2 separate regions of the Mus musculus genome follow, and region 2 is linked to region 1. Evidence: chromatin loops called from intact Hi-C (ENCODE). Cell type or tissue: gastrocnemius. All regions are shown on one strand. Links, peaks and the distances in the headings refer to the core of each region. The heading gives the core; the rest is flanking DNA.

Evidence for each region. Peaks named below come from ENCODE experiments on the same cell type or tissue, not always from the same donor. Only the 100,000 strongest peaks of a DNase experiment are listed, where the experiment ranks them.
Region 2: it touches region 1 in a loop (4-fold over the local background); 15 of 42 quality-filtered maps call a loop at or near these places.

The regions. Positions count from the first base shown.
Region 1 is chr8:79,674,540-79,683,996 of GRCm38, forward strand. It overlaps Otud4 (OTU domain containing 4), which reads left to right. Exons shown (of 21, transcript NM_001256033.1): 21 at 1-3,216. Abce1 (ATP-binding cassette, sub-family E (OABP), member 1) reads right to left here. Exons shown (of 18, transcript NM_015751.2): 18 at 8,903-9,457. It also overlaps the pseudogene Tpd52-ps. Among named protein-coding and RNA genes, the nearest start is that of Abce1, 32 kb to the right of the region's middle. In gastrocnemius, for the core only: no CTCF peak of the experiment used is centred there; DNase peaks (open chromatin) are centred at 2,075, 5,761 and 6,222; H3K4me3 peaks cover 1,141 bases; H3K27ac peaks cover 569 bases.
Region 2 is chr8:80,709,380-80,718,836 of GRCm38, forward strand. Smarca5 (SWI/SNF related, matrix associated, actin dependent regulator of chromatin, subfamily a, member 5) reads right to left here. Exons shown (of 24, transcript NM_053124.2): 12 at 8,143-8,264; 13 at 7,070-7,222; 14 at 4,555-4,687; 15 at 2,278-2,426; 16 at 1,178-1,297; 17 at 277-387. Among named protein-coding and RNA genes, the nearest start is that of Smarca5, 25 kb to the right of the region's middle. In gastrocnemius, for the core only: CTCF peaks have their summits at 1,483 (motif pointing left) and 5,283; a DNase peak (open chromatin) is centred at 1,855.

The DNA of each region.
Region 1 (9,457 bases), core at 974-8,973:
TTCTCTTTACTATTACACACGAGGCAGCCTATTAACCTGTGTCTTAGAATTGTTGTATATAGTTCTTTTAATATCCATAGGGTATATTTTTGAATTTTTTGGTGAGTATTTGTTGAATTTGAGATAGCATACAGTAGATGTTTAAGAAATAGTAGGAAGTCCGGTGAGACGGCTGTTTCCATCAAGAACTCCTAGCACTGCTGTAAATATCATGGTGCCTACTGGAAGGGAATGTAGATGCTATGCATTTTGGAAATAATCTGCATCTGTTAAACCTGCAGAAGTTTTTTAATGCCACTTTAACACTAATGCACTGACAGATTCTAAATATTTTGTGAGAAATGTTGAAATGTTTAACCTGATAGGCTTCTCTATAAAAGAGTGTTTTGTTTTTTTCCCTGCACCACAAGCTGTGTTTATCACTTTACAGTTGCATGTTCAACTTGTCATAGCTGGAATTACTGTATAAAAAGAACTGATTGTGACTTGTAGTTCTTCTCTAGAGGATGCTGCTAGAACGTGGTTTTGCTTTGCATTTTGTAGTTCTTCCCGTCAGTGCTGTGTGTAGTCCTGCTTCTTCCAGTCTGCAGTATTCACTAGAGGCGCCCTTTGCATGTTGCACTCTGTTCTCATTTGGAGGTTGGACTCAGACCAGTTAGCACAGTATTCTCTCATCTGTGTCACTTTGTAAAACTAACTGTACTCTGTATTTCTTATTTGTACATATCAATGTGAGAAATCTCCCTTTTTTATGTTGCAATTACCTTGTGATCAGGCAGCTTGAGTGCTATGCAAATAGTAAGTAGTGTAGTGGTGATTTTTCTTTGCATGTTGTGTGTGATATACCTAGCCAGAAATAGATGTGGCTTTTGTTTTGGGGGCAGATTACTTTCAAAAGCAAATACAATTCACTTGAATTTGACAAACTGAAGCAGACAAGTGTTCTGGGTCCTCTGATAATTTGGGGTGTTTGGCTGTCAGCTAGGCTCATGAAGTCCACTGTACTGTAATGATGGTATTTACCTCTGTGCTATTTTAATTACCCTCGCGTCTGTGGAACTGCTGATTTGAGTAGTGATTAGCATTTAGAAATTTTGTAATGTAGAGTTTTAGAGAGAGCACTTTGAAAGATAAACATTTTATTATGATGGTGCTAGGTACAAAATTTATAGCATGGGATGTGAAGAAAAAAAATGAGAACCCATTGAAAGGAAGAAAGGAATTTGTTGTCTGCTTCTAAGCTAGAGTGGTTGTAAAGGTTCTGCTCTGCCAGTGTTCAGTATCAGTGGCTGAATTATGGATAAGAACTGTAGAGAATCTTCTGTTTAGTCCGTGCTTTTTATGTAGAATTGGTTTTATCTAATAGTTTTACTATGGAAATCGCCTTTTGATATTAAAGCCAGATTTTAGAGGTTTGATATGTTTGGTCTCAGGAGCTCAAAAGAAGTAGCTTTTTCCAGTGTCTTTTGTGTTACTGATTTGGGAAATGTTGAAAGATTGGACAGGGAAGAATAGCGCTTGGTGTCCTCATGGTCATTCTGTCTTACCTTAGTGGCTTGACAGTACTTACTATAGCTCCTGAGGGAAGCCAATCAACTTCTGTTTTCCTACCTGACCTGCAGGGCATGATGGATCAGTGATGAAAGAATTGTAGCCTGTGGCACTTTGTTTTGACCTCTGGTATAGAACTCTGACTTTTATAGTTTTAAAATGATCAATCTTTGTATGAAAGTCAGTTTTCTTTCTTTAGGTATCAGAAGATTTTGCCTTATTCTGAGGTCGGACTAGGGCCAAGCAAGCTTTTTCCTTCATATGAGCTGTCATACTGTATTTTGACCTCTTTCTGCACGAAAAAAGAAAGAAAAATGACAGCTGGAAAAAGTCCTTTGTATTGGCACATGATAAATCTTGATGACGGGCTATATTCTGAACAAACGCTTGCACTGACCAAAGCTTGTGTTTAGCGTGTGTTTAGCATAGGTGCTGTAGTTGGAGTGGGCCCCACCTCTGCTCCTTTCAGTGTTCTTGCTGTTCAAGTTATTCCTCTCAGACATCCTCCATTGTCCCACGCACTCCTTGGCAGCAGAATGCTGGCAGCTTGTGACCCTCATGTTTCCTGTAAGTCTGTTTCATGGTAGGGTTCATACCTGCCTCAGCCTGACAGGAGTAGGTTTTCCGCAACCCACTGTGCTGAGACAGTTGATGTGATGCAAACTATTCTTGGAGTGTGTTGTTTTCTTTGGCCCAAGGGTAAACTAAAATACCTGTGAACTGCAAACTTGCTTGTGATTGACTTGGTGCAATACAGTTCCTTTCTAAACGTTTCTGGTTTAGAGAATACTCAGCCATCCTGGAAACTAGCAATATTTATTTTGCCTCATTTACTTTATTTTCAGTTTTAGATGAGGTGAAGGTTTTCTTTCAGTTAGGGTACTTGGCAAGGTCCATTCTAGTGTAGCTGAAGAGGAAGCTATACTATTTTCTGTTTACTGTATTTTGCTCCCTATTTTATGCTTTTTAAAAATCTTTCACAGTGACTCACTTGATTGAGCATATTGATTTGAAAGAGCTAAGATTTTCCTGCTTAATGTCAGCCATTGGCTCTCCTGATAATTGGGACTTTTTGTTTGTTTGTTTTTTGTTGTTTTGTTTTTTTTGTTTCCCCTTTCCCTAAAATTATAAGTTTAGAGAATCCTGTAAGAGGGGTGGGTGCATGTCTTAATGCTGAGAAGCAGCAGCTTTGGGGTTGAATTTACTTGAATGGTTTAAAAAGATTGCATTGTTACAAAGCTAGAAAAAATTTATGTATGAAAAATGATCCTAGCCTTACACTGAGTACAATAATACTTATAAGCATGTGAAGATGTGATCTTTGTGATGTTACTTGTACAAACATATATACATATCTATACATATCTTTTGAAGTGTTGAAAGGAATAGTACTTTATATTCTTTATCATACCACTTTTGTAAGTGTTGAATATATTGCTGTTTATTTTTCTATGTTCTGTTTCGTAGCCTTAAGAAGTGTTTCAAACGATCTGAATGTATAAAACAAGTCAATGCCCTACATGGTGTGATGCTGCATTATATATACAACCGTGTGCATATATTAAATTCTGTTTGTCGAGTCTGCTTGGGATTCTTTGGTCTTTGGGTAACCCAATATATCATATGTAAATCTGAGGATGAATCTTAGTAAACTCTTGAAAATGACATGGTTTCCATGTATGTTTCATGCTGGAAGATACTTACAGTAGAGGCAACTGAAAGTGGGATTCATACCTTATTAGTGCTGGTTCCCTTTTATGTTCTGCACTGCAAAGGTTAGAGCAGTTGATGGAGCTCGTCAGTGGCGGCGTATGTACCGGCAGTGTAAGTGGCTGGACGAGAAAGGCTATGTATGCCCCATCCCTTTCAGTACACTCAAGAGGGATGCAGAAGACCCAGGCTGTGTGTGTGTGTATGTGTGTGTGTATGTGTGTGTGTGTGTGTGTGTGTGTGTGTGTGCGCCCCATCCCTTTCAGTACACTCAAGAGGGATGCAGAAGACCCAGGCTGTGTGTGTGTGTATGTGTGTGTGTGTGTGTGTGTGTGTGTGCGCGTCCCCAGTCCCCAAAAGTTCAGGAAGGTGTTTTCTAAAGACTGAACAAATTGGAAACAGAAATAATGTTATCAGATTAACTGAAGTACTTTGAACCCTGTTTGCATTTTGCAGTCCTGGGAAGTAAAATGCAAACTGCACATTTTAGGCAGGTGGTCTATTTTGAATTATATCCCTGGCCCTGAAAAAAAATTCTTAAGTGCATGTTCATTATTAAGTAATTTTACTCAAGAATAGTCATTTTGCTAATTATGAACTTTTTTAGGGAACTGTTTTTTTCAGAAGTAGAACTGAAAATAACACTTATTCAGGGCAAATACTTGATGTATAGGCAGCAAGCTATATGAGGGTTTTCTTTTTTCAGATTAATTTTTTTCTTAAAGACTATGTATGTGAATGACTGCATGAGTGCAGGTGCCCTTTGAGGCCATTTTCCTAGAGGTGGAATTAAAGGCAAGTAAGTCAGCCTGACATGGGCACTTGCTACAAAGCAAGCATTGTGCTTTGTGCTTTACAGTTTATATCCCTGGCTTGCCTGAAACTCAAATTTCACCTGCCTCTCTGCCTCAGTGCAGGAATTCAAGTCCTGTGCATCTGACCTAATGATACACTTGTGTGGGGGAGGGGGGGTGGGGGGGTGGCGTGTGCCATGTGCACAGTCATATAAATTCTTTTTTTTTTTTTTTTTTTTTTACTGAGACACAGACTTTATTATGATTTTCACATGTAATCAAGCATAGTTTCCATTGCATCCGAGCAGCAACCAGGAATGGCAGCATGTCATTTTGTGACAACCGACACTGTGGCTTTTCAATTCTGGTTTGCAGAAACCTCGATTAAATCTAGCCATGCTCTGAAAAAGGCTTTAGTTCACTCCAAGCTTGGCAGTTAACATTTGGCATGGACACTGGTAAAACCACAATAGAGAAAGAAGTAACAGATACAATCTCATAGGCCATAAACATATACAGCAAAGGAAGCAGGAGTGAGTCAGGAGTGACCACAGTTAACGGGCTTAGCAGAGCCACTGGGAAGCTTTGACTCACAGCCCCGACAGTTGTTAGAGTGGGAACAAATCTACATACAGTACAGCTCAGGCACTAACACACTGAGAACAGGAACTGCCTGTAAGCTCAGTCGTAGTAACGCCTCACAGCCTTCGGAGTTATCAACAATCCCTTAGTATAAGAAATATTCAAGTTGTATTTCTCATAGAACTTTCTGTGCTTCCTAAAGGTGTTAAATGGATTTAATGGAGGCAGTAATTTCCCCTAAGGTGAATTTTTTTTTTTTTTTAGCATTTTTATAGCTGTATAGACCTAAAGATTTTTAGACTTTTGGAATTATCAGTGATGAATGTGGGAACATTCCAACTTACTGTAATATCATATACTTAACTCACAATGTTATTCTCTCAATTTACCTGAAATTAAATTTTAATCTTGTAAAAAAAATGTGTGAGAATGGTATAATAAATAACTGATATGCTCAAATAGATGTAGCTACAAATGACAGTTACCAAGGCAGGAGCAGGACCCACACTCTCCCCACTGGAAGTTTGAGTGTCTGCATGTTTTTAATTTACAGAACTGTAGAACTGCATACACACCTGTCTACTTTAGTCTGGTGTCTTTAGAAACCCAAGATATGGTCCTCATAGAACTGTTTATCCGAGAAAAAAAATGTAGCTGGTAGTTTCTCCTTTGAAAGGAATGAAATAATTCCAAGACTTAATAACCAGAATTTAGAAAAGGACAGTTTGTTAGAAATTGATTAAGTGTACAGAGACCCAAAAACAATGATTCATGTAGATAGTAAAGAAAGATAAAACTAGAATCCAGATGTACAGTGATTTTAAGGAGAAACACAGTAGTTGCCTGCAGGGATCTACCAGAGGCTCTATGATGCTGTTTCCTATACAAAGGGCCTTCCATGCATGCTAACAGTGTTTCCCTGGAGTGGAGGTCAAGTGATTTCACTTTGTTTCATTCATCAACTATTTGGTCAAAGAAATAAGTAAAGCTAAATAAAAGCACATCTGGTGGAAATCCGCAGCCATGAGCGTTGTCAAGATGTGCTTGGCTGTCGCCGGCAGCACCTGCAGTGGGCAGCAGGACACAGGTCGGCAGCTCTGGGGCTGTCTGTTCTGGAGGAGGCTTTGTGGTCATGGCACTGGTAGCGTTGGCTGTGGAATTCAGGACTTCTCCAAAATCGCCGCCAGCAGGCTTGGCTCCTCCTACTTTAGACTTTAAATTTTCAACTTTTTCTTCAAATGACTTGAAAGTTGGGGAGTTTTTCACGTCTTCCAGCTTTTTGGTGATAACTGAGCCAACCGATGAAAATGCAGCGGAGGCCTTCTGTCCAGCTTGCGATAGAGTTTCAGATGTCTTCTTGTATGCATTGGTTGCCGTCACGTCTTTGCCACCCTTTGGCAATGTTCTGCTTGAACTCCTGAAGCGAGGAGATGCCAAGCTTCCGCTTGAGCTCAGCGAGACGCTTCTCTTTTGCGGCCAATACTTGGGACAGAGTCTGGATTTCTTCTTCCACTTTAGTAAGCTCCCGCCCCAGCTCCTCTTGCTCCTCTTCCGTCAGCGTCTCTGGAGCACTGAGCATGGTAACAGCATCCTCTCCTTCCTCGGCCACTGGCTCTGTCTTCAGCAGACCTTGCTCGCCGCGGTCCATGTCTGAGCCACCTCGCTCCCGGCGCTCGACCTGCCGCGCTCCTCCGCGCCTCTCTGTGCTCCGCCCGCGGCCGCCCGCGCAGTCCCCACCCCGGGCGTCGGCGCCGCCCTCCAGGGAGCCGGTCGGTCAAATTCATTTTTCATCCAATATATTTTGGTAATATTCTTTCCAGTTTAATGCAGGTCCTCCCTATATCCCCACTCACCCAAATTCTTGTTCCAAACAAAAACGGAAAAAAATTAAGAGCTGCAGTAACACAAAAATGTCCCTGCCTGGCATGTGGTTGATAGACCAGTGGCACAGTATTGGAGATGACACTTTCCCTTTCCCAGCAGGGGTCAATACCTAATGAGTGCTCCAGAGTCTCTGCACATTGACCAGTTGTGGAGTGTCCCCTAGTTATCCACTGGGAAAAGCCCCACAAGGGGTGGAGCAACGCAGGGATCTGTAGCATTAGGTTATTAGTTGTTTTACTGCTTTTTTCCTTTAGTAGAATAACCAAGTTTCTCCCTAGGTCTCATGATCTGTCAACTCTCAGTTCTTTGCTTTTGCAGTGCCACGTATGGATTCCTCATGGAGTAGACTTTAACTGTAACCAAAATGTGGTAGATGGCTTAGAGAAAGAATATATGCTGCTGAGCCTTAAATTGAGCTGAGTTCAATTCCTGGGATCTGCATGGTGAAAGGAATTCCTGCAATGGCATATGTGTGTGAATACACACGCAAATAAAACAAATGGTTACTCCCATAACATTTGTTCCCCTACTGTACCAGTCACTTTACAGGTGGTCCCTGTTGGAGGTTGTTGGGTTTGCAGCTGATGATGCTACTCTTCTCTGATGGTAATGCAGAGTACCTTCCAGCACCCAGAACACTAGTCAGTAGGGGTGAAGCTTATAGCTGGGCACCAACTCACTTTCTGCATGTTCCTTTTACAGGTGCTATCAGCAATAGAGCCCTTTTTTCCCTCATGTACAGAATAGCCAATAGCAATAGCCTGTGATGTTTGGTAGGGGTATATATGGGGACCCCTTTGGTTTTTGATTATTTTTTGAGACAGTGTTTCTCTGTTTAGCCTTGGTTGCCCTTCAACTTGCTCTGTAGACCAGTCTGGCCTTGAATTCATAGAGCTCTGCCTCCCAAGTGCTGGCATTGAAAACCTGCACCATCACTGCCCAGTTTATGGGAACCCTTTGGCCAATAGCTCAAGACATTGTTTTCCTGGCACTTGAGGTTTACTTGGTGGCATGTCTAGTAGGAGCATTGTCTCATAAGGTGACTGTATTCACATTATTTTCATATGTGTATTTTAGAAAGCGGCTACAATAGCAGCCATATAGCTTTGCGCTCTGCCACCGAGCTATCTCTTCAGCCCTACTATGTAGGTCTTCTGAGAATGAGTTGACTTGATTGAGCTATCCAGATGAAGTGAGGGTAGGGAGGAAGGAGTGCATTTCCCAATCAGTTGTGTGCTAGGGGATTGTCCAGGTTAATAGAGAAGCCAGATGGGGGTGAGCAAAACTTGTTTGTGTTGCAGGATATTCAGTCACACAGCGAACCCTGAGAGTGTGTTATTTACTGGGAAAAATAAAAACTGTCTTTAGTTGTGGTGTGGCTCAGCCCACACCTTTAATCTAAGAGCTTTCTGCTTGAATGTTGTAAACAGGATTAAAGTTAACCATAGATCAAGAGGCAGGGCAAGCAACCTGTAACAGGAAGTGAACATAAGATTATTAAGAAAAAGCCAGAGAGTAAGGAGGAGTCAGGAAGATAAGACACAGGAAGAAGGGAGGGATACTTAGTTTGAAGTAGGTGGGCATTCCTTCTAGGACTTGCACTGTGAAGGAAGGTCAGCTGGTTGCTTTTCCCCCCTATTTTAGCTAGCAGGCTTAATTGGTAAAATTGAGTGATTTGAGATTTTGTTTTTAAAAAACATGGCTTGTGGCTGGTTGCAGTCTGTGCCAAACTTTTCCCCCCGAAATGGATGGGATAAACAATGAGATGTGACATAGAATCTTTAACTGTCCCTTTGGTTCTTGTAAAATTTTGTATTGGGGGATGGGTCACCACAGAGGCCTGCAGTTAGGGACTGTTATGAGCTACCATTGGTGGGTGCTGGGACCAAACTTGGGTCTTCTGCAAGAGCAGTAGGTGGCTGCTTTTCCAGAGTACTTGGGTTCAATTCCCAGCATCCACATGGCAGCTCACAACTGCCTGTATTCTAGTTCCAAGGTTTCTGGCATCCTTCTAGCAGGCAAAACACCAATGCACACAAAGTAAAAATAAAAATATGCTCTTCCTGTACTTTGACCAAATTGTCCTAATATTAATCTTGCTTTAATGTTGTAGTGTTTTCAGATAAAGCTAGTTATGCAATTATTTTGCAACTTGACTTTGTTCATTCAGTATTACAGATTTCCAGTGGTACTCTTTTTGATAGCCAAACTCTGCACTTTGACAAACTCCTGTTAGCAGCATAGGCCTTCCTACTGCTATGTCAAAGTTTTAGTATCTGGCTGGGCAGTGGTGGCACGTGCATTCTACCCCAGCACTCAGGAGGCAGAGGCAGGTGGGTCTCTTAAGTCCAGGACAGCCAATCTATAAAGAAACCTGTCTCAAAGAAGTCAAAAAAAGTTTAATATCTGATTTTGTATTTTCAAATTTCATTTGCACAAAAATACTCTTATTCACATATTGTCATTAGCATTAAGGTGGATGAACTTTGTATCTGTAATATTCACAAATATATTTTAGTATATTCCCATAACAAGATTAAGTACATAGTGAAGGAAAGAATGACCACACACCGGTAAGCTCAGAAACTGATAAAGGGAGATTTTATTCCATATACTTTGTGTTCCTTTACAACAGATACATATTTATGGATTATATAAATTCATTTTTAGAAAGCCTAATGGGTATCAGTCAAAACAAACTTTCTATCATTGTCTGCAAATTAATCAGACCTATTATTTAAAGTTCTAAAGTCTTGTCAAATACTTTCTAATTTTCCTGTTCTGCCTGCCCTGTTCATTGTAATCCACCTTCCTCATAATTCCAGTTTGGCATATTAGTAAAATGTGGATAATGTCCTTTGTATCCAACAAATGAGTATGCACTGCAGCAATGGACACTTTGTATTGCTATTTCCCTGCACTCACTGGAGAAGTTG
Region 2 (9,457 bases), core at 793-8,792, 1.0 Mb after region 1:
GCAGTGGTAGCGTACCCTTTAATCCCAGCACTTAGGAGGCAGAGGCAGGCGGATTTCTGAGCTCGAGGCCAGCCTGGTCTACAGAGTGAGTTCCAGGACAGCCAGGGCTACACAGAGAAACCCTGTCTCAAAAAAACAAAAAAAAAAACCAAAAAAAATGTAAACCAATTCAAAAATAACTCAAAACATAATTCTCAATTTTATTTTGTTGTAAAAATGTGAGAAAGCACAATCTTACCTACCACCTATTTAAATGTTTCCATGCTGTCCCCTTACCTTGGGTGCTTTAGGCTCACTAACACGGAGAGCTTCCCTGAAATATGCATCAACAGCATAGTTGGCTTTTCTTTCTCTTTTTGGTGGTTCAATCCACTCTGTGAATGCAATCTAGGAGATGGGAAAAACATTCCAATCATTAATTTCATTATACACAGCAATAAATTATCTATAGTGACTTATAAATAAAAATATAATGATGAAGTACCAAACTAAAAATTCTACAAAGGTGCAGACTATGGTATTTTTAGTACTATGTAATTAATACACAATAAATACTACAGAATTTATGCTACAACCCAAATAAGTAGAAAAATTAGACATAATTTTGTTTAAAAAACTATGTTCAATACTTATCTAAATGATAAGAAAAATGACAAGTATTTCTTCTATACAGCATTTGACAATTTCTATAGTAGCAAATACATCTACTAAAACTAAACCATTTTAATTACCAATTAATTCAAGTTCCAAGAAAAATAGCCTGTGGCCTTTTTATTGCCATTTAGTTTACTTTCAAATATTCCAAATGACACACTCTACAAGAATACTTTCAGTAATAGTATACAGTGAACTTTACTGTATAAATTAAAAATACTCCAAAACTAGCTTAGAGGTACACATCCATAATGGCAACACTAAGGACGGACCTAGAAACAAGGGATTACAAGAGTTCAAGGCAGCCTCAGATATGAATCAAGGAAAGCCACCCAGGGCCATATTAAGATATCACACACACACACACACACACACACACACACACACACCATAAGTAAATAAGCAAGGGAAAAAATAAATCAGAGATTGCAAACTACAACAATAGACTATGAAAAACCTAAGATGTGGATAAACTAACACAGGATTCCAAGTTTTCAGTAAAACTTCATTCTAAAATAAGTACCTTTTGTTTTTCTCTATAGTCTTCTCCTTCAAAGTTATAAACACTGGACTCTGTGTCCATCGTAAAGTTTCTAAGTGAACTTTCACCCATCTTGGAGAGCTTTTCGTTCATTTCTGCAGTCTACATAGAAAAAAAAAAAGTCTTCTTAAATTGAGAGCAAAATAATCTTAAGACCTGTAGTCAAAATAAAACTAGAAAGATGGCTCACGAGTTAAGAACACTTGTTCTTCCAGATAACCTGGTTCAATTCACAAGGCAACTCACAACTCTATTTAACTCCAGTTCCAAGGGATTTAGTGCCCTCTTCTGGCCTCATTGGGCAACAGGCACACTCGTGATGCACAGGCAAGCACCCATACACAAAAAAATAAGTTTAAAAAAAAAAAAAGACTCCTTTATACAAACACGTTTTTTTTTATATAGAAAAGAAACTGGTGATTCACAGAGGAAATATTTTTCTCAAATAGTTTTGGACTGAACTGTCAGATTCAAAGGAAACTCTTAATTCCTCAAATCCAAAGGCAGTCCAAATATCTAGAAACTACATCAGCCTGGACTATAGGAGGAGCCTTGGCAGCTAGATCAAAGCCAGTATTCCTCAGAAACTTGTCAAGCCAGTTGCCTCCCAAAGGGAGTCATTGTCCTTGCCGCTGGCAGCCTCTCTACCATTGGCACCTATCCACCTATCTATCAAAGCCCATGCTGGCCTCCAAGCTCCCCCAGTACCATGAGTACCTGTTATCCATTTCAAAGTCCATGCTGCTACACTACCATCCTAGTCCCTTACCTAAACCTCATCTAGCTCTTGGGCTTCCCCTGCCAACTGTTCATCCTGCTACAGCCTGGCTAGTTTCACTATTCTCCCCATTGTTCCTGCTATTTTTACTATTTCTCTACCCTCTGCTGCTTCTCCAGCCTGGCCACATATGCTGTGCTGATCATGTTCCGTCTACTTCTTTCTCTGCTCTGGACTCCTCCAGATGCCGCTGGCTGTTCTCTCTCTCATATCTACAATTAAAAAACCTCCTTAACCATGTCAGGTCGTCAGTTTCTTCATAAACTATTTGTTACAAAACACTATCATTTACTATGCATCTCACCTTCTTTGCACCTCTTTCTAAAATACCATCAATATCCTCATCAGTGATTTCACTTTCTTTTGAAGCAAACACATGTGTAGCACCATGTCGAATCATTTGAAGCATTTCATCTTTCCCAATTTTGTTCAGGTTCTGATCTACAAGCCTCCCTGGGGGGGAAAAAAAGGATTGTCTTGTATTATATTGTAGGGGGAAGAGAGTAAACGAAAATCGGATTCCCTAATTGGTTCTTGATTGTGTCAATAAAGAAGGCGGAATGCTGGACAAAAGGAAAAAGGTGGGATTTCTGTGTCCTAAGAGGCAGAGAAAGGACACAGGGCAGGAGGATGTCTTTGGCCAGGCTTTGGAAGGAGGAGGATGCAAGAGCCATGTAAGGTCTTAGGGCAGCCAGAACCAGCGCCCTGACAGGTGGTTGGCCGAAATAGATTTGCTGATAAGAGCCTAGCAATTGTATTATATGTTTTCTATCCATGGAGCTAAAGTGGGCAAGAGGGGAAAGAAAAGACAGGCAGTTGTTGGCAGCTTGGCAAACCTAGTTGAGAGAAAAGGAGGTAGCGTGTTTTTAACTTTACACACAACATTATATTAATCTGAATTTATTTTACTGTAAACTTAAAAAATTAGAAAATTTACCCATTTCTGTTTACTGTTAATTTACAAATGATCAAACTCACTGAGTGTTAAATTTAATGCCATATTTTCAGCTGTGTAAGTTTTTAAATATTTCTAAAGCTAACACATTATATATTACCTATTGTATATTGGCTCATTAAAATGTTTTATGAAGAATACAGTATTTGAGATATTTGAAAATCAAGTAGCTGAGCGCAATAGCAGACACATTTAATCCCAGAACTCAAGACACAGAAGCAGGCATTTATCTGTGAGCTCAAGGCCAACCTTCATGAACTATATAGTGAGTTACAGGACAGCCACAGCTATATATAGTGAGACCCTGACTCAATGGCAAACAAACAGGGGAAGGGGAAGGGGAAGGGGAAGGGGAAGGGGAAGGGGAAGGGGAAGGGGAAGGGGAAGGGGAAGGGGAAAAGAAAAGTTGAGAGAAAACCTCACAAATTTTAACATATCTAAACCTTATAAGAAATCCTTCCTATCATAGTGATGTTATTGATTATCTTTCCCATTATGTTTAGATTTTATATAAGAACAGATGCCTTTAACCCCAATATTGGAAAAGCAGAGGCAGTATATGAGTTGAAGGTCAGCCCAGTCCACTTATCAAATTCTAAACCAGTCAGGGCTACACAATAAGACCATTTCAATTAATTTATTGATTTTTTTTTTTCCTTCCCGAGACAGGGTTTCTCTGTGTAACCCTAGCTGGAACGACTCTGTAGATCAGACTGGCCTCAAACTCAGAAATCTGTCTGCCTCTGCCTCCCAAGTGCTGGGGTTAAAGGCGTACACCACCACTGCAAAGCTAAATTCATTGATTGATTGATTGATTTTTAAAATAACAAAAGAAAATATCTAGATATAATAAACTCAAAAGCTTTTGAAAATTTAGTTTGATCAACTGGTAGGAATTTAGCCAATCTTAATTTGTGTTTTCACAAATATAAGCAAAAAATGTCATCTAAAAGTTGATCTGGTACAAGAACTTGAAGTTTCCTTCAACTGAGCCAAATAAAGTGCCAAATAAAGTTCTACAGCTATAGTCAAGAGTTTCCTTCCTACTAAATTCTAAAGTTCCTTCAAAATAGTAACTTTGGTCCACCCAATGCCTACCTAGCATCTGACAGTCATCACTTAGTAAATAGTTCGGGATAAGAAAAAAGTAGCCGGGTGGTGGTGGCGCACGCCTTTAATCCCAGCACTTGGGAGGCAGAGGCAGGCGGATTTCTGAGTTTGAGGCCAGCCTGGTCTACAGAGTGAGTTCCAGGACAGCCAGGGCTATACAGAGAAACCCTGTCTCAAAAAACCAAAAAAAAAAGAAAAAAGTAATATACTTTTTGTTCAGTATCCTCAGTGCTTATAAATCACCACAATTCAATTTAATATATGCTATGCTGAATGTCATATATTTTATATATTATCCCACTAATTTTTAAAAGCTAAGTATTACTTTTATTTCCACTTAAGTGAATTATGAAGTTCAAAACTCATTAACTTAGTGACAAAGTTAAAGCTTAAAATATCCGGAATATAAACTTTCTTTCTTGGCTGTTAGCTGGACTCCAGGTGCTTAAAAATCTCCCCTAGGGCATCAGACTGAAATATGCAACTTAGGGAATTATTTAAAGTTCTAGGTCTCACCTTGTTGAATTACTATCGAATCCAGTCTAAGTTTCATCTCAGCACGTTCCACTATTCTTTCTTCCACAGTGTTATCAGTTATAAAGCGAAACACTCGGACAGTCTTCGTTTGTCCAATTCTATGGGCACGGTCCTAGAATTAAATTACCATGTTACTTTGAATATAATTAAAAAGTGAATAAAGAAACATGTACACTGAGAAGCAAAATTAAAATACTCTTTAAATATAACACCTATACTATGGATTCATGTTACATAAATAGTTCTTAAATTCTCAGATTTAATCAAATTAAACACAAGGAAAGCTTCCTAAAACTAAAGAAAATCATAGTTTTTTAATAGACAAAGCCAACTGCATGAGTAACAAAAATATGATACTATCTAACAGGCAAAACTGTAACATATCAGTTGGATAATCATTTCTTTCTCTTGATTTTAGTTTCAAAATCTTGTTCTTCATCAAATTAATAAAATCTTGTCACTCATTAGGGAAATAAAAACCATAAAAAATGTCCTTCACAAATGATATAAAAATCACATTCAAAGATTACTCAATCAAATTATTTTGAATGTTAATTCTGTTTAACTTCTGGTAAATTCAAACTATGTTCCACCAACAAAACACCTTATTTATGGAGTTGGTCAGATGGCTCAGTGGTTAAGAGTACTGGCTGCTTTTAAAAGGTTCCCATTTCAATTCCCAGCAACCACATAGGGATTAGATGCCCACTTCTGGCAGGTGGGTGCACATGCAGCAGAACAGTCGTACATTAAATAAGTTTTTTAAAACACCTTAATTCTAATAGTTTATCAGTTTCCCTTAACCATCCTTACAAAGAGTGTAAGAAAAAGTCTATAGGAGGAACAACAATATGAACTAAGCAGTGCTCCCCAGAGCTGTGCCTCTAGTTGCATATGTAGCAGACAATGGCCTAGTCTTGAATGGGAGGAGAGGCCCTTGGTATTGAGAAGATCATATGCCCCAGTACAGGGCCAGGAAGCGGGGGTGGGTGGGTTGGGGAGCAGGGGGGGAAAGGGTAGAGGGGGCTTTGGGGATAGCATTCGAAATGTAAATAAGAGAATATCTAATTAAAAAATGCCTTAATTTTAAAAAAAAAAGGAAAAAAAGAAAGTGACTAGTGCAGATAATTTGAAATTGCACTTAAAAACACCCAATACTTTAAGTCAACAGTCAGAATTTGTACAATCCACATTAGTTTGTAGATCCTGAATTTTTTCAGCTTTAAAATCAATTTCCTCATTTGGCCGGACACTCTCAAAATGGGCATAAATTTTAGGCATCCCAAGTGGCAGATGAACTACCAACTTACAAACTGATTTCCCCTTTCTCTTAAAACACAACTACACACATTTACTGACAAGCTCATTCACCAGAGTATTCAAAATACTTTTACAGACCTATTAGATCAAAAGAAATAAAATTCTATTAAGTGACAGTGAGAACTCAACTTGAAATGAGACATCTTCATCAACCTCCCACCACATTCAAAAGGTTCTTTAACACATCAAAAGAGGTGAGAGAAAATGGTGGGAGAAAGAATCTAAGAGCCAGAGACTGGAGAGGAATATATAACATGCCTATTGTAGGCACTGACCCACAGCAGTTGTGGTTACTTGCACAAAATCAAGCCCACCAAAATTCCAGCTGTTGAGACCCATTTCCCTGTCAAGGAGTTCCTGGCGGGTAACTGCTACTGGGTGAAGGGAGAATCTTTTTTCTTTAGGTATAACCACTGATAAATTGCCCTTGCTCCAGTAGAAGGCCATATATATATGGCCTATAATTTTTGTTATATTTGGTTTTTTGTTCTTTTAGGGGGGACTTTGGGGGGGGATCGGTGTTTGTTTGTTTGTTTGTTTGTTTTGAGACAGGGTTTCTCTGTGTAGCTCTGGCTGTCCTGGAACTCACTTTGTAGACCAGGTTGGCCTCGAACTCAGAAATCCACCTGCCTTTGCCTCCCAAGTGCTGTTATATTTGTTATGGGATGAACTTTTTTTTTTCGTGTGTGTGTGTGTGTGTGTGTGTGTGTGTGTGTGTGTGTGTGTGCGCGCGCGCGCGCGCGCGCAATAATTAAAATCATTTGATTCCTTTTGGGGGGGATCAAGGAGGGTTTGAGAAAGGAGAGATGTATTAGGATGAATCTAAGAAGAGCAGGCAGGGGCAATGGGAGATGTATATGACCAAAATAAAAGATTAAAATACTATATAGCTTTTAAAAATAAAGACGACTGTGAGCTGAGATGATGATTAAGTAAAGAACTTGCTGCCCAAGCCCAATGACCTGAGTAAATTCCTGGAAAACAGATAATGGAAAGAGAATTCCCGAGTTGTCCTCTGGCCTCCACTTATACATTAGGCAGAAATGTGTTGACATACTTTCTAAATAACTAAATTTTTTAAAATTAAAAGAAAGTTCTAGTAGGTAAAATCAGGATATTTATAAAATGAACACATCTATTAAGCACACACAGTATTTACTTGTTCATCTCTTACCATAGCCTGAAGATCAACTTGCGGATTCCAATCTGAGTCATATAAAATGACTACATCAGCAGTTGCAAGATTGATGCCCAGACCACCAGCACGTGTGCTTAGCATAAATACAAACTTTGTGCTATTTGGTTCATTGTATGCATTGATGGAGTCCTATGGAAATAAAATAACAAGTGTTAGAAATTTTTGTTGTATTTGGTTTTTTGTTCTTTCAGGGGTTCTTAGGGTTTGTTTTTTGTATTTTTGAGACAGGGTTTCTCTGTGTAGCCCTGGCTATTCTGGAACTCACTTTGTAGACCAGGCTGGCCTCGAACACAGAAATCCACCTGCCTCTGCCTCTCTTTCTTCTCTCTCTCTCCTCTCTCTCTCTCTCTCTCTCTCTCTCTCAAAAGACGATCTACGTAGCCCTAGCTGGTCTGGATATGTAGACCTCCTCCTGACTCCTGAGTATTGGATTTAAAGGTACTCTCCACCATAACCAAAACTGGTGGGTGGGATATTTTTATATTGCCCACACTAGCTCAAGTACCCGCTCCTCCTGAAGTTACAAGCAGCTGGGACTACAGGTTGATACCATCATGCCTGGCTTAGGAAATTACTTTATCTAGGACATGGTAGCACATACCTATAATCAATCCCAGCACGCAGGAAGAGGCAGTTCAAGATCATACTCAACTACACTGAATTTCAGACTAGCCTAGATATATAAGTCTTTATCTGATATGATGGCTCAGTAGTTAAAAGCACTGGCTGCTCTTCTAGAGGACCCTAGTTCAATCCCCAGCACCCATGTAGCAGCTCACAACCATCTGTTGTTACTCTAGTTCCCAGGGTTCCAATGCCCACCACTGGCCTCCTTGGCCACCAGGCACATACAAGGTACAGATAGACAGACACTTAGGCAAAACACTATCACACAAAATAAATTTTAAAAGAAAAATACATATTTTTAAAAAAAATCAAATACTCTGATGCAATACAATACAAACATATATTAAATTGGTACACACTAATGGAATATAAAAAATAAAGTTCTTACTTCACTTTTTAACTTCCCACCCTTTCATACTTACTTGTCTCTCATCATGGGGTGTCTGTCCATCCAACCTGCAGTACTCATAATTTCTCCACATGCAATAATCTTCCAAAATGTCTAATACTCTTGTCATCTGACTAAAGATTAGTACTCTTGAACCTAATGAACATAAATACCTATTATCAGAAATTTCTAACACAGAATTTTTTATTTAAAAATTTAACACTAAACAAAAATAAGACTAAAATTATCCATCAAGTTCCAAATTAGTTATTTGACTATAAAAGGATAACAATGACATCAATAAATACCTAGGCCAGCCATTCCCCACCTATCTTCCATTATAGAACAAAAAAAGAGAGTGTCACGTGTACAGTATACTAAGGTAAAACCTGTCTGCTTTAGGAGAGTGAATCATTAGCCTGTTACCTCATTTATATTTAAAAGTTGTATTTCACCACTGCACATTTTTTTCTTTAAACATGATTCCCTGAACTCCTCAACACTAAAATCCATCTAATTGTGGGAACCACATTTTAACTTAATAGACCATTAACATGTGTCAATTCACTAGCAACTACAAAGGGGTTTTTGGCTGTCATTATCAAGGTATATCTATTGGTATAACCATCTGTGATGGTTTGAATATGCTTGGCCCAGGGAGTTGCACTGTTAGAAAGTGTGGCCTTGTTGGAGGAAGTGTGTCACTGTGGACCTGGGCTTTATGACCCTCTTCCTAGCTGCCTGGAAGCCAGTCTTCTCCTAGCCTTCAGATGAAAATGTAGAACTCTCAGGTTCGAGAGATGGCTCAGTCGTTAAGAGCACTGACTCCTCTTCCAAAGGTTCTGAGTTCAACTCCCAGCAACCACATGGTGGCTCACAATCATCTGTAATGGGATCTGATGCGCTCTTCTGGTGTGTCTGAAGACAACTACAATGTACTCAAATAAAATAAATAAGTCTTTAAAAAAAAAGGGTGAAAAACGTTCCATTAGAGAGAGAGAGAGAGAGAGGGAGGGAGGGAGGGAGGGAGGGAGGGAGGGAGGGAGGAAGGAAGGAAGGAAGGAAGGAAGGAAGGAAGGAAGGAAGAAAGAAAGAAAGAAAGAAAGAAAGAAAGAAAGAAAGAAAGAAAGAAAGAAAGAAAGAAAGAAAGAAAGAAAGAAAGAAAGAGAGAGAAAGAAAGAAAATGTAGAACTCTCAGCTCCTCTTACAGCATGCCTGCCTGGATGCTGCCATGTTCCCACCATGATGATAATGAACTGAACCTGTAAGCCAGCCCCAATTTTATGTTGTCCGTGTAACTTGGTCATGATGTCTGTGCCTTCTTTCCTTCAAAAATCATACCTAAGAAA